Linked DNA regions of Homo sapiens: all the other regions are linked to region 3. A link is an interaction called in ENCODE POLR2A ChIA-PET data of the cell type or tissue named here. Cell type or tissue: endothelial cell of umbilical vein. All regions are shown on one strand.

Region 1 (4,000 bases), 120 kb before region 3:
CATAGGATTCTTTAATTGTTTTTTTTAAAAAAGGGTATTAAAATACTAGTACTTCACTAATATTTCAAAAGACATTTTATTCTTTTAACAAAATGCCTCTTTTAAAGAAGTCACAGTCTATTTTTTCACTCCTTGAGGAATTGCAGAAAGCAGAGAATTAAATAAAGGTTGGTTTTATAGGCATTGAATTAGAATATTAAATCGGTATGTCTAATTCACATAGAACAATGCCTTTTGGACAAAAAGGAAACCCCAAACCACAGGACCTTATATCTGTACACAAAGTTTTCATCACATTTACTGTGCAAATATTAAATCATTTTATTTAAAAAATTAGATTATCACTAAAAAAATCTGAACTTTGCAAATTTTTCTATCCATCTATTTATCTATCAATAAATAATCTATGGACGTGAAAACATAAAAATTATAAGATGTACTTATAATTTAAAAGTTATGATTTGTTTATATGAAACTGATATTTTATCTAAGTATAAAATTCCTCTGTCAAAACATGTTTCTACCAAAACAAATATGTTAAATTCCTCACATAATTTTTTCCTTAAAAAAATCAATTCAGCTAAAACTTGTGAATAATCTACCAATTAAGTAATATCTCCTTAATAAATTCTATGTTCTTTACATGATAGAATAATAATTTTTTTCACAACTAACCAGATATAAACTTTCATTATATTCATATTCCAAAAAGTTGGCAATGTAGAGTTTACATTGGAGCTAGATACATTTAAGTTTATAATTTTAAAAACAGAACAATAGAAATTCAGAATTTTTATCTTGATCTTTAAGAAAGAAACTCATTATTAAGCCAACCAAAATCTTGTTGCATTTTCATGTATTCCTCATACATTTATACATCACTAAGAAATATAAAATGCTTCATATCTGCGAATGTTGACATTATAGAGCTAATAAACCTACAAGTTCCTCTAAACGACAGATATTGCAATAACTTAGCATCGAATAGGGTACTTTAGAAACTTGAACCTTAAAATGAATATTCTCAAAATATTTATTCTGGATATTTAAAGGCACTTTTGTAATTTGTTCAGGGGATACAATTTTATTTGAAAATATTATAAAGGAAAAAATGTCAGCGGGGAGTACTAATAACACCTCACATGGTTAAATGTGTTCACAGGAATGAATGTAAATAATTGTAGATACTCAAAAATTCTTCGGTGCCCTGATAAATATTTATCCTTGTCTTTTGTCATAAGGTCTATTACCTGCAATCTCACCACAGAGGGAGGTGGGAAGGGGCACCTCCAAGAAGGTCCGCCAGATCAAGGTAGTGGACTAGTTGTTTCTGGACGGAAAACATTTAATTAAGATCATTTCCGATTTTGTATCTCCCTCTGTGCAGATGAAAAGGCTCACTGTAGGGAAGAAAAAGGGCCCCCCATTGGCTGTAAACAGGATAGAACAAATATCCTGCAGCTCCAGACAAGGAAACTCAGGCCACCCTGCTGGCTAGTAATGGGGAGGAAGTTATCTCCTACAGACTTCAGAGATAAGTCCAAGAAAGGCATATTGGTATGAGAATCATGGGCACATTGTGAAGAAAGAGGAAACAGAGCTAAATCATTCATTATGGCTTAGTTCCACCGTTGTGTCATGATGCAGACAGATTCCTGAACACACAATGGTTGGGACTTTACATATCAAAAATCATGGCTGTTATCTTTCTAAAGCGTGTGTGGAGTGACAGGGGCACGAATCCTTCTGATAGCTTAGCAGCAGAGTCATATATCCATAAACTTCTTTTGTGCACCCAGTGATGAATATTATGTTATTACATCACATTTATGAAAAGAATGATGTTTTTCCATTGAATCACAAACATTAAATTATCACAATAAATTAAATTGTCACAATAAATCACTTTATTATATGGAGTCCTTTAATGAAGAAAATATAATGGATTCTACATGTTCCCAAACCATCAAACATTTGAGAGAAATAGTTTGGCAGCCCAATTTATAGTTTTGAGCCACACCGTTTTACAAAATTAGAATGATGTTTTTATGGAAAACCTGACTCATCCTTCATTTGACAGCATCTTTGGAAAGTTATAGAAAATGAGTTTGAAAATCCTGACACATTATAAGTCTGTCCAACAATGTTTGCTTCCAAGAAGCTCTTATATTTCATCTCTGCATTTTTAAGTCCATGCTCAAAGCGTTGTATTAAAAAATATAATTATAAGTAATGCTTGATTCATTAAGTCTTCTGACTTCTTCCTATTTAAAATAAGTAAATAAATAGATGCCACCATTTTGGTGTAGCAAAATTGCATTAGTAAACCTCCCCATTGAGCTGGTCTGGTGGCACCTGCCTAGAATCCTAGCTACTTGGGAGGCTGAGGCAGGAGGATCATTTGAACCCAGCAGTTCAAGTCCAGCCTGGGCAACATAGTGAGACTCTGTCTCAGGAAACAAATAAACAACAACAACAATAAATTCTCCCTTTTGGCTGAGCTTTGCATTTGGAAAACTTCCCTTCTGTCCCTTCAGAAACTGTTCATTAGCAGATTGTTCTTGTTTTTGTTTTTTCTTTATATTGTCGGTGGAAACATTGGAATTTCAGATAAAATCAAATCCTATTGAGAAACAACATCATTCCCAGTGATATAAATATGGTGTCCAGTGGCAATGATTTGCTTCGTTTTTCAACTTAACAGAATATTTTTTAGCGAAAATGTAAAGGTGGACTGAAGGTAGGAATAATTTTTAACACTAAAAAATATTATTTAAAGGAAAGTATAAAAGACAAACCGATGGTAATAGTTATAAATTTACACACTTAAACCTAAGAATCTATGCTTATCATAAACTGGCTCTTTGTTTGATTATAAAATAAAGTAGCAATTATATAAAAGGATCATAGAATGTAAAGTAGCAGAACACAGTACAGGTTTCATATCAATGAAATATATGGAGACATAATTATGCTGTAAAGACATAATAAACCTGATCCCTCTACTCACTAGCTGTGGGTGTATAGTGACGCTGTCCAGGCATTCTGATTCTCAACTTCCTATCTGAGAAGGTGCAATGATAAGATTCTACCTTCCTTACAATACAGGCTTATGTTGAGAAGAAAAAGATACGCTGTCATCCGGTATCTCATCCATCAGAAGACGTTTGTGGGTCTCTCTAGGACTCGTTTACAAACACTCCAATTCTCCTCTCCTCCCAGGCACATAGTAGGAATGTACTTTCTCACCCCTTTTGAATGAGAAGTACCCATGTGACATGTGTTAACAGTGAACTGCTGTTCATCAGTGTCCCTTTCCCTGTCACATGAGTCAATACGGTGCCTCCCTGAGTCTGGGCTCCAAGTAACTATAACATGCTGAGTACCCCTTGCTCTATAAATGAAAAGTAAACCTGCTGGGGGTGGTGACTCACGCCTGTAAATCTAGCACCTTGGGAGGCCGAGGTGGACAGATCACTCGAGGTCAGGAATTCGAAACCAGCCTGGCCAACATGGTGAAACCCTGCCTCTACTAAAAATATAAAAATTGGCTGGGCATGGTGGTAGGCGCCTATAATACCAGCTACTCAGGAGGCTGAGGCACGAGAATCACTTGAACCTGGGAGGCACAGGCTGCAGTGGGCCAAGATCATGCCACTGCACTCCAGCCTGGGCAACAGAGCAAGACTGTCAGAAAAAAAAAAAAAAAAGAAAGAAAAAGAAAGAAAGAAAGAAAGGAAAAGTAAACCCTTGTTGAGATAAATCAGTGAAATATGGGGATGGTTTATTACTACAGCATAGTCTATAGTATTCTGACTCACAAAATATATACATTCCAAAAGGTTAACATTATAAAGGTTATACCCAAAGAACAAAAAATAAATATAAAATGTTTCTTGCCACAGTTTCTCTTCTAGATACAAAGTATGAGATTGTCAACTCAATTATACCCCATTTTTGAGACCCACAATTCTAACTACCAATGTCTACACTCTAATTT
Region 2 (4,000 bases), 310 kb before region 3:
CCTCCCATTCCTCGTTTAACCATCCACACGCCTTCCCGTAAGAGTTTTAGAAAAAACTTGGCTATTCCTGGCTGCAAAGAAAAGCCTATTTCAAGCCCAAGAAAACTTAGTCAAGAACAGGACTTTACTTAATGGGATAATATTTATGACAGTAGCTTATTGCTATTGGGCATGTAAGTAACTCTGAGTAAAATAGATGGATTTTTTTAAGTTGATATTACAGATATGTAGGTTCATAGTCATTGCTTATAATTTGATATGTAAAAACAATTTAATAGACTTGCATATTTCAAACAGTGTACTTGCATCTTATTCTTGCTATTTTCCTTTTCATTAGGCAAAGAAAATGTAAAAATCTCTTTCACACATACACACCCACACCTCCCCCCCACACATACCATTTTATGAACATATACACACGTTTCTTTCACCTATAGCTGAATAACTTTCATAGTGTCATAGAGTATATAATATAAATCTCATAAAGGCATGGAGTGTATCAACACACATACTAATCAATTTTTTCAAACCCAATGTAAGTTTTGGTCTTATTATAATTTCCAATACGTTAATGGCTCTGCTGCCACCTAAATGAAAATTGTACCAGGTACTCATAAGCATTAACTCTCTTCATCTGGTAAACCTAGTAATGATGTTTCAAATTCAATTTAAAAACCATTAAAACGTAGTGACTTTTAAACCCATTATAATTTAGCTCATTTCTGCAAAATTTAGTTTAGGAGAAAGCAGCTGTGCATTTGAACATCTGGAAATTACTTTTAATTGCACTTTTCTCAAGTGAGAAATGAGAAACTCTACCTGTGATTCTATTTGTATATCTGACCACACAAATCCTAGCAAACACCTGCACTTTATTTATAATTTCATTTTGGGCTACATAATCTCATTTTGCTATTAATCCAGACTTTTATGTGATTTAGCAACTGCAAATTTGATCTTGCACGGGCTTTAAGATGGAAAATGGAAATTGCAAGATATTTGATTACTCATAAGTTACTTATCTAAGGAGAAAACAAATTTCAAAGGTAGACATGACTAATCTGAAAGTTGAAAATATGCAAATACTATTACATTTACACTTAATGACTTGGGTATTGAAAATAAAAACAAATTCCAGATATGGGTTGGCCCAATAGCTTACATTTTATCTAAGACCTATTCATTCAATAAATCAGCCCTTGGTCTTGAATAAAGCATTTAAAACTACTGATTACCAAAATTGATTACTGCCTTCTAGTAACAAATACCAGTTTCCAAATTAAATTTGTTGGCACAAAAATATATCAACAGGAAAATGTTATCATTCCATAAATATTCTGAACTGATTATTTCTCTGTTTATCTGCCAAGATTACAAATCATTGTTTGTTTCTATATCATTGATTCATTTCCTGACAACCAAAGATGTTTTAGAGATATCTATAACACACTTCAGTAGGAATTTTCTCTCCATCAACTTTTTCAAATGTCATGCTATCTGAATACATCTACAATTGGTGGTTGAGGTGGGAGAATCTCTTGAGCCCAGGACTTCAAGACTATAGTGGGCCATGATCACACCTGTGAAGAGCCACTACACTCCAGGCCTGGCAGCATAGTAGGATCCTATCTCTAAAAAGAAATAAATTAAAATAAAGACTAAAATTGGCTGTTGACAGGAAAAAAAAAATAACTCTCCATAGAATATTTATGAATGGGCCCAAGGAATGGAGAGGAAAGAGCATGTGATCAGATTAGAATCCCACAGAACATGCAATAGTCATATACTTGTATTTTTCCCAAACTCCTGTACTAGCAGAAAATTCATATCCAGATCACTATACTTCATGAAGACTGTAACAGGAAATTTTCAAAGCAGTGCTTTCGAAAAGTAATTTTGGATGACATCTCAAGTAGAATTGGAATAAAGCCAATCCCATAACTTAAATTTCAGAACAACTGTTTCTATCACTGTTTAAATATTCTGTACACAAAACATGTATTTATATATACTATTTTGAACACAAAACACAACTTAGTAACTCATAAGTAGAACATGCATGTTCTATAATTTTTAGCAACTTGACCTTTCATGCACAACTGTCCATATTCTTCAGGAAAATGCCCAGGTTTAGGGCAAAATGAAAAACTAGTGATCCTTGCTAAGGCTGAGTCAGCTTGGTTATAATGCTGATTTGTCCAACTGAACGAGCTGAACTACCTAAACAGGGATTTAAAAAAAATCACTATACAGAGAAGAACCCTGCTTCTGCCAAGGAAACGCTATCACAGATCCTCCAGTGAACAAGAATGAGTGTGTAACTCCTCTCTCCTTGTAAAAATATCTCAGATTGGTGATTGGGGCTCTGAGGCAAGACTCGGGGATTTAAATATGGTAAATGACTGTATAAGCTTAAAGCACCATGGACCATACAGAATGGATCACCACCATCCCTTTGACACCATTTTCACGAGTTCTTACAGACTGAGTAAATGAAAGCTGCTCTCAAAGCCCACTGTCTACCTTTCCAGCGTGTTGTTTATGTATGAACAGCAAGTTGTAATTAGTTGCTATAAAATATATCATTTTATTACTCTCCATCTTACTTTCTATTTTAGTTTTAAAACTGAAGTCCACAGAAAGCCCATATATTCCTCACATTTATCTAAGCATTCAAATAAAACAGTTACTCCTTTCAAAATCTCTGCAAATGATAAAGCAGTTGATTATCACAGGAAAGAAAATGTTTTTGAAATATTTTCAGATATTTCCTCTTACAGACGTTGACCTCAGATGTTAGTGGGAGAAATGGAAAGAAAGGCACGATAGCTTAGTCTCATGATATTTTTAAACAAGAGATTATGTAATATTTCAATAATAGCAAAGCAGAGACAATTACAACTTTAGTAGATATTAGTTTTTTAAGCAAACGATAGTTCTCCAGATTTTCAAAGAATTAGTAAATCTTTAAAACGAATACTAATCAAATATTTAGAATCACTCTATAAACACGTAAATTAGCACAAATTTATGCTGAATATTCAGCGCTTTAAAGGAAGCAAATCCTCAGATTTGATGTGATCATTAATATTGATTCATATATCGACTTACTCTCAGTAAGAAACTCAATAAATTTGTTTATAAAAAATAATATGGAATAAGAATAAACTTAAGAGCCTGCTATCAGACTTTCCAACCTCGAGTTCAAAAGACATATATTTCAGGATGTAGGCAAAAACACAGGTTGGCAAATACACATGAACACATAAACAAAAGAAAACTAAAAAAATTCTTTGTTTTTTAAGAAAAAATTTTGAGCATTAAAAAAGAGGTTCTTTTACTGATCTATTTGTCTTGACTTTGAGAGAAGAATTTATAGCAAGATATAAATCATCATTGTTTAAACAGCTAATAGGTCAGGTGGCTTGTAAAATGAATGTTTAAGAATGATATCAAACAGTAATATTTACTTTGTGATAATTTTAAAATTAAACCAATATAAAGTAAAAAAATTGCAACAAGTGCAAATCAATGCTTCTTTTATTTGAACAAGACTTAAAATCAGCTAACGTGATTCTTTCTATACAATATCAATTGTATATAAATCAAAGTAACATTAAAAAATTATTTGGTTATATAAGCTATAGTTCTATGTTGGCTGCTTGGAAATATGACATTTGTTCATCTAATAAAAGAGTAAAATATGGCAGTTAATTTTATGAGAAAAGCCTTACAAATGCATTACAGATTATAATTACTGTTTTAATATTTCACTTTTATTGTATTAATGAAATAACAAAGTATTATTATTAGCAGTTTATATGAAAGGTATCATCTTTTATTTTAGTGCATACTTTCTCCAAAACAACAAAGGTTGGTGTCTTCACGTGCTTCTATATCTAGTTTTGTTACTGCAAATTCCAAATCATCCTGACTATACTAGTTTTTATGGCCGAGGTCACTGAAGTTGTGCCAAAAATTCAACAATGATGTTCAATCT
Region 3 (4,000 bases):
AATGAGTTACTACATTCACCAATACATTTGGCTTATGTTGAAAAATCAATCAATAAAATTTGCCACGTAAACATTTTAAAGGGAAGAGCTATTACTGAAATTCGACATCCATTTATGATTTTTTAAAAACTCAACAAACTAGAAACAAATGGGCACATTCTTCCATATAACAAAGGGTAGCTACAAAAGGAATTTTCTGCAATTACTTAATGCTAAATCTGCAATGGTAAGACATTAAGCACAAGACAAAGATATTCATGCCACCATTTTTATTCAACATGTCAGTATTGATAGCTGTCAATATTTGCAGATGATGTAGCTTTTTGAAATAGAAAATAGAAATAATCTACAAATTGATGGAATTAATAAGAGTTTAGCAAGGCCATTTTTTATAAAACCAGTATACCATAATCAATTTTATTTTTAAACATCAGTAACAAAATATAAGGTACAACTTATCATAGTGTACAAAAATTAGGCAACAAGGAAAAAATCAAAGAAAAGATATGCACCAATTCTAAAAGTTTATGGAGAGAAATTAATGATGCAAGTGGAGATATATATCATGTTCATGAATGGCAATATAGATATGTCAGTCCTTCACAAATTGATCTACAGACTCAGTGCAATACCAACCAACATCACAACAGAATTTTTGACTATACAGCTGATTCTAAAATGGAAATGAAATTGAAAGAGCCATGAATAGCTAAGTACGCTTGCATGCAAATAAAAATGGGAGGGCTAGCTCAACTGATATCAAAGCTTACAATAAAATAGATTAATATTAAGATACCGCAGTATTAGCAAAGGGAACAGTACAAAGACCAAGAGAAAGCAATAAAGATCTTGTGGAAAAAACTGATACATACATCGACCTTTTATTTAGGTGCCTGCATAATAATAAGGAAATAACTGCCTTCTCAGGGTACACTGCTGGCACAATTTTTAGAGCTTACACTAATATTTGGGGAATCTTTTTGTGTCTTAATGAAAATGGTCTTTATAGACTCTCCTTAGCAAATGCCTATATTTCAATTATGCTCATTCTCCTAAAACAGCTCTTTTGCTGTGCTATTAAAATCAGGTAAATTCTCTAAGTTATAATAGTACTGTCAACAAAAACCAGATATGTAATTTTGAAAGGGTAGAAAGTTTAAAAAGTCATGATGAACACATCTGGTGTAGATTATTGCTATAAAAGTATTTATTGCTATAAAGATATTTTATAGGTACAGCCTAAAAAATGTTCAATAAATAAAAAACTATTTCAAATGATTTTATTTTTTACCCACTACCTAGATTCTTACCAAAGTAAGAGCAGCATTAAAAAGTAGATGCTGTACCCCTCTTTCCAATATGTAATTGGAAAGCAGACTGAAATAATGCCTCAAGGTTAATCTTCCAAAAACCTATTTTAATGCTTTCTTTATAAAACTTTGTAATATGTTTCTTTCAAATTACTATTAATATCATTAGTGCTTATTAAAAATGTAATATATTGAGTGTTAAAGTGAATATATAGGTATTAAAAACAGATAAATTTTCCAAAATTGTATTTTCATCATATTGACATTAATTTCCACATTTGGTGACTCAGAAACTAGTATTGTAGTTTTGAATGGAATATATGTAGTATATAATATAAATACATTTTTGTTTCAATTTAGCCTTTTCCACTAAATTTTATCATATTAAAATGTTAAGAACTTGGTAAATTTTTTAAACTTATGAAAGAAACAAACATTTTGTCTTTCACATTCAAGCAGAATGTGGACTTTTACTTTACAATATGAACATTTCCATATTTTTAATTCTTTAGATACGATCCACTTTTTTCTAAAAACAAAATACCCAGTGAACTTAATTATCAGTTATTAAATAATTTTAATTATTTATACACTTAACTATTAAGTATATAAAACCACATGAGGTAATAAATCTACTGAAAACTCTTGAAAATTTCTAAGTCGCATTGAAAATTGCTAAGTCGGATATTTTTAAGGAGTTGTTGATGTTAGAAGTGGTCACTGCAAATATATGCCCTACTTTTAGGAAAGAAATACTGTTAGAGCTCTCTTCACGTTACAGAATTAGCACAGAAATCTGCTTCCAATTAAAGAAACTGTGGGAGAACCCAGCTGTATTTAAAATTTGGCAAACGTATTAAACTGTGCTCCAAATGCTTTGGTTTCAGCAAAGCCTATACGGTATTTTTTCATGTCTTTTCCTCCTTAACTTTAAAACACATGTCCAGAGAATGGATCTGTCAGCGTCTCCTTCCAGTTACAATGATTAGAAAAAATTTCAATATTCAATGCCTGCGGTATTTTCTCCCTCTAACACACACAAAGGGTGGAAAAGAATATTCATGAGGTCACCTGTGTAAACCAAAGGATTTATATCTTGGTTGTCAGAGTGTTTACAAAATGATTCACTTTTACATAGAACCAAGAAGCTAAGTTTTGCCAACAGCTGATGGTACTCAAGCTATGAGTGGTTTGGATTTAATCTGAAATATAAAAGCCAAGAAGATTGGCTTTTATATGAAACAAGAAGATTGTTTCAAGATAGTTTTAAAGTCCCCACAACTACTTTTTATGACCCATGCAATAACATTTTGAAAACTATGGTTCTACATCAATTTGGTTATGGAGAAAATGTTTTCTAGGGATACTAATTCAAATATACAAATTAGAAGGACTTTTGAAATTAGAATGAGTAGAATGAAAATAGTATGGAAAAACCACTAAAAGTAATCTAGAGGATGTAAAAAAAATCGTAGAGATCTATCTTCAGAACTTACATCATCCATTTCCCCTTTAAAAGTAGAAGAAATCAGCATGTTTTTCTTTCATTAGCTCACTCAGTAACAGTTCTTTCATTTTCAAGCTTTAGTAACAGAAAGTTCTAGAAAGGCGAGAGTTTTTAAAGTGCAAGTAGACGTCACACCTTTAATGTCGTATTTCCTAGCTTTAAAAGACCATCTATAAGCAGAAGCAATATCTTTTCTTCCTTGGGATAGATGGAGCACAAAGTAATACAATTAGAAATTACTAACACATCTATAGAACTTACTGTATGTCAAGCACTATTCAAAATCTTTTACATATATTAATGTATTTAATCCTTCCAATAATCCTATGAGGTAGATACTGCTGTTATATTATCAATATTCTACACACAGAGACAAACAAAAGTTAGACACAGACAAATTAAGTAGAATGTGAAATTAAGTGCAGCTATTGCGTTGTACAACTGGAATTCAAACCCAGGCACAAATTCTTGAGCCTTTAAACACTGTATTATGATATAAGGAAGCATGACAAAATCAAGTATAAACAGATTGTTACTTATTAAGCTCTTGCACCTCCAGGATATGATTTAATCTATTGGAATTTCAGTTTTTTTCATGTGAAAAATACCAAGTATGGCATAGAATTATTTATATTTCAAAGAATGTGAGTTCCCAGAATATATTGACTATATAGTACATATCAGTTCCTACCAACACAAATTTTTCACATGCCTATTATTCACAGCTCAGTTATAAAACAATGCAGTATTCCTGGTTCAACCTGGAGTAGTAAACATTTTTTTTTTACCTCCTTTCCCTTTAAAAATTCTAAAATGTCTGTGAAAGGGTTAAAAAAAAAAAGACTGAGGGTCCCCTTGAGGACAAGAAAATACCAGAGAAGAAGGCAACGAATAGGAAATTTTAATAAAATAATGAAGCTGAAAAGAAGGTGGCCAAGTGGTGAAAGGCAACATATAGAAGAAACCTCAAATCTAAATATCCAAAAGCATAAAGAAAGCCAAAGGAAATCATCATACACTACATGCCAAAAAAAGGCTCAAAAATGAGACAGGGTGAACCCTGAAAACAGAGAATAAGTGAAATAGAAAATAGGGAAACTAGTTGAAAATCTGCGCGAAAAGCAACTAGATTTTTTGGTGATCAGCTCTCACTAGTCTCTTCTTTTTCAAAAATGGAGGACTG

What was found. ChIA-PET counts read pairs that join two places held together with the same protein. Peaks named below come from ENCODE experiments on the same cell type or tissue, not always from the same donor. Only the 100,000 strongest peaks of a DNase experiment are listed, where the experiment ranks them.
Region 1: POLR2A ChIA-PET joins it to region 3 with 9 read pairs; 1 of 35 experiments calls an interaction of 5 or more read pairs at or near these places.
Region 2: POLR2A ChIA-PET joins it to region 3 with 6 read pairs; 2 of 35 experiments call an interaction of 5 or more read pairs at or near these places.

What each region holds. Positions count from the first base shown.
Region 1 is chr21:16,239,246-16,243,245 of GRCh38, reverse strand. All of the region lies in intron 4 of MIR99AHG (mir-99a-let-7c cluster host gene), which reads right to left. Among named protein-coding and RNA genes, the nearest start is that of SNORD74B, 44 kb to the left of the region's middle. RefSeq lists an enhancer at 938-1,927. In endothelial cell of umbilical vein, no CTCF peak of the experiment used is centred here; DNase peaks (open chromatin) are centred at 1,565 and 1,985; H3K27ac peaks cover 1,948 bases.
Region 2 is chr21:16,422,916-16,426,915 of GRCh38, reverse strand. All of the region lies in intron 5 of MIR99AHG (mir-99a-let-7c cluster host gene), which reads right to left. Among named protein-coding and RNA genes, the nearest start is that of MIR99A, 110 kb to the left of the region's middle. In endothelial cell of umbilical vein, no CTCF peak of the experiment used is centred here; DNase peaks (open chromatin) are centred at 1,295, 2,455 and 3,965; H3K4me3 peaks cover 1,820 bases; H3K27ac peaks cover 4,000 bases.
Region 3 is chr21:16,116,383-16,120,382 of GRCh38, reverse strand. All of the region lies in intron 2 of MIR99AHG (mir-99a-let-7c cluster host gene), which reads right to left. Among named protein-coding and RNA genes, the nearest start is that of MIR99AHG, 48 kb to the right of the region's middle. In endothelial cell of umbilical vein, no CTCF peak of the experiment used is centred here; DNase peaks (open chromatin) are centred at 2,372, 2,822 and 3,352; H3K27ac peaks cover 2,898 bases.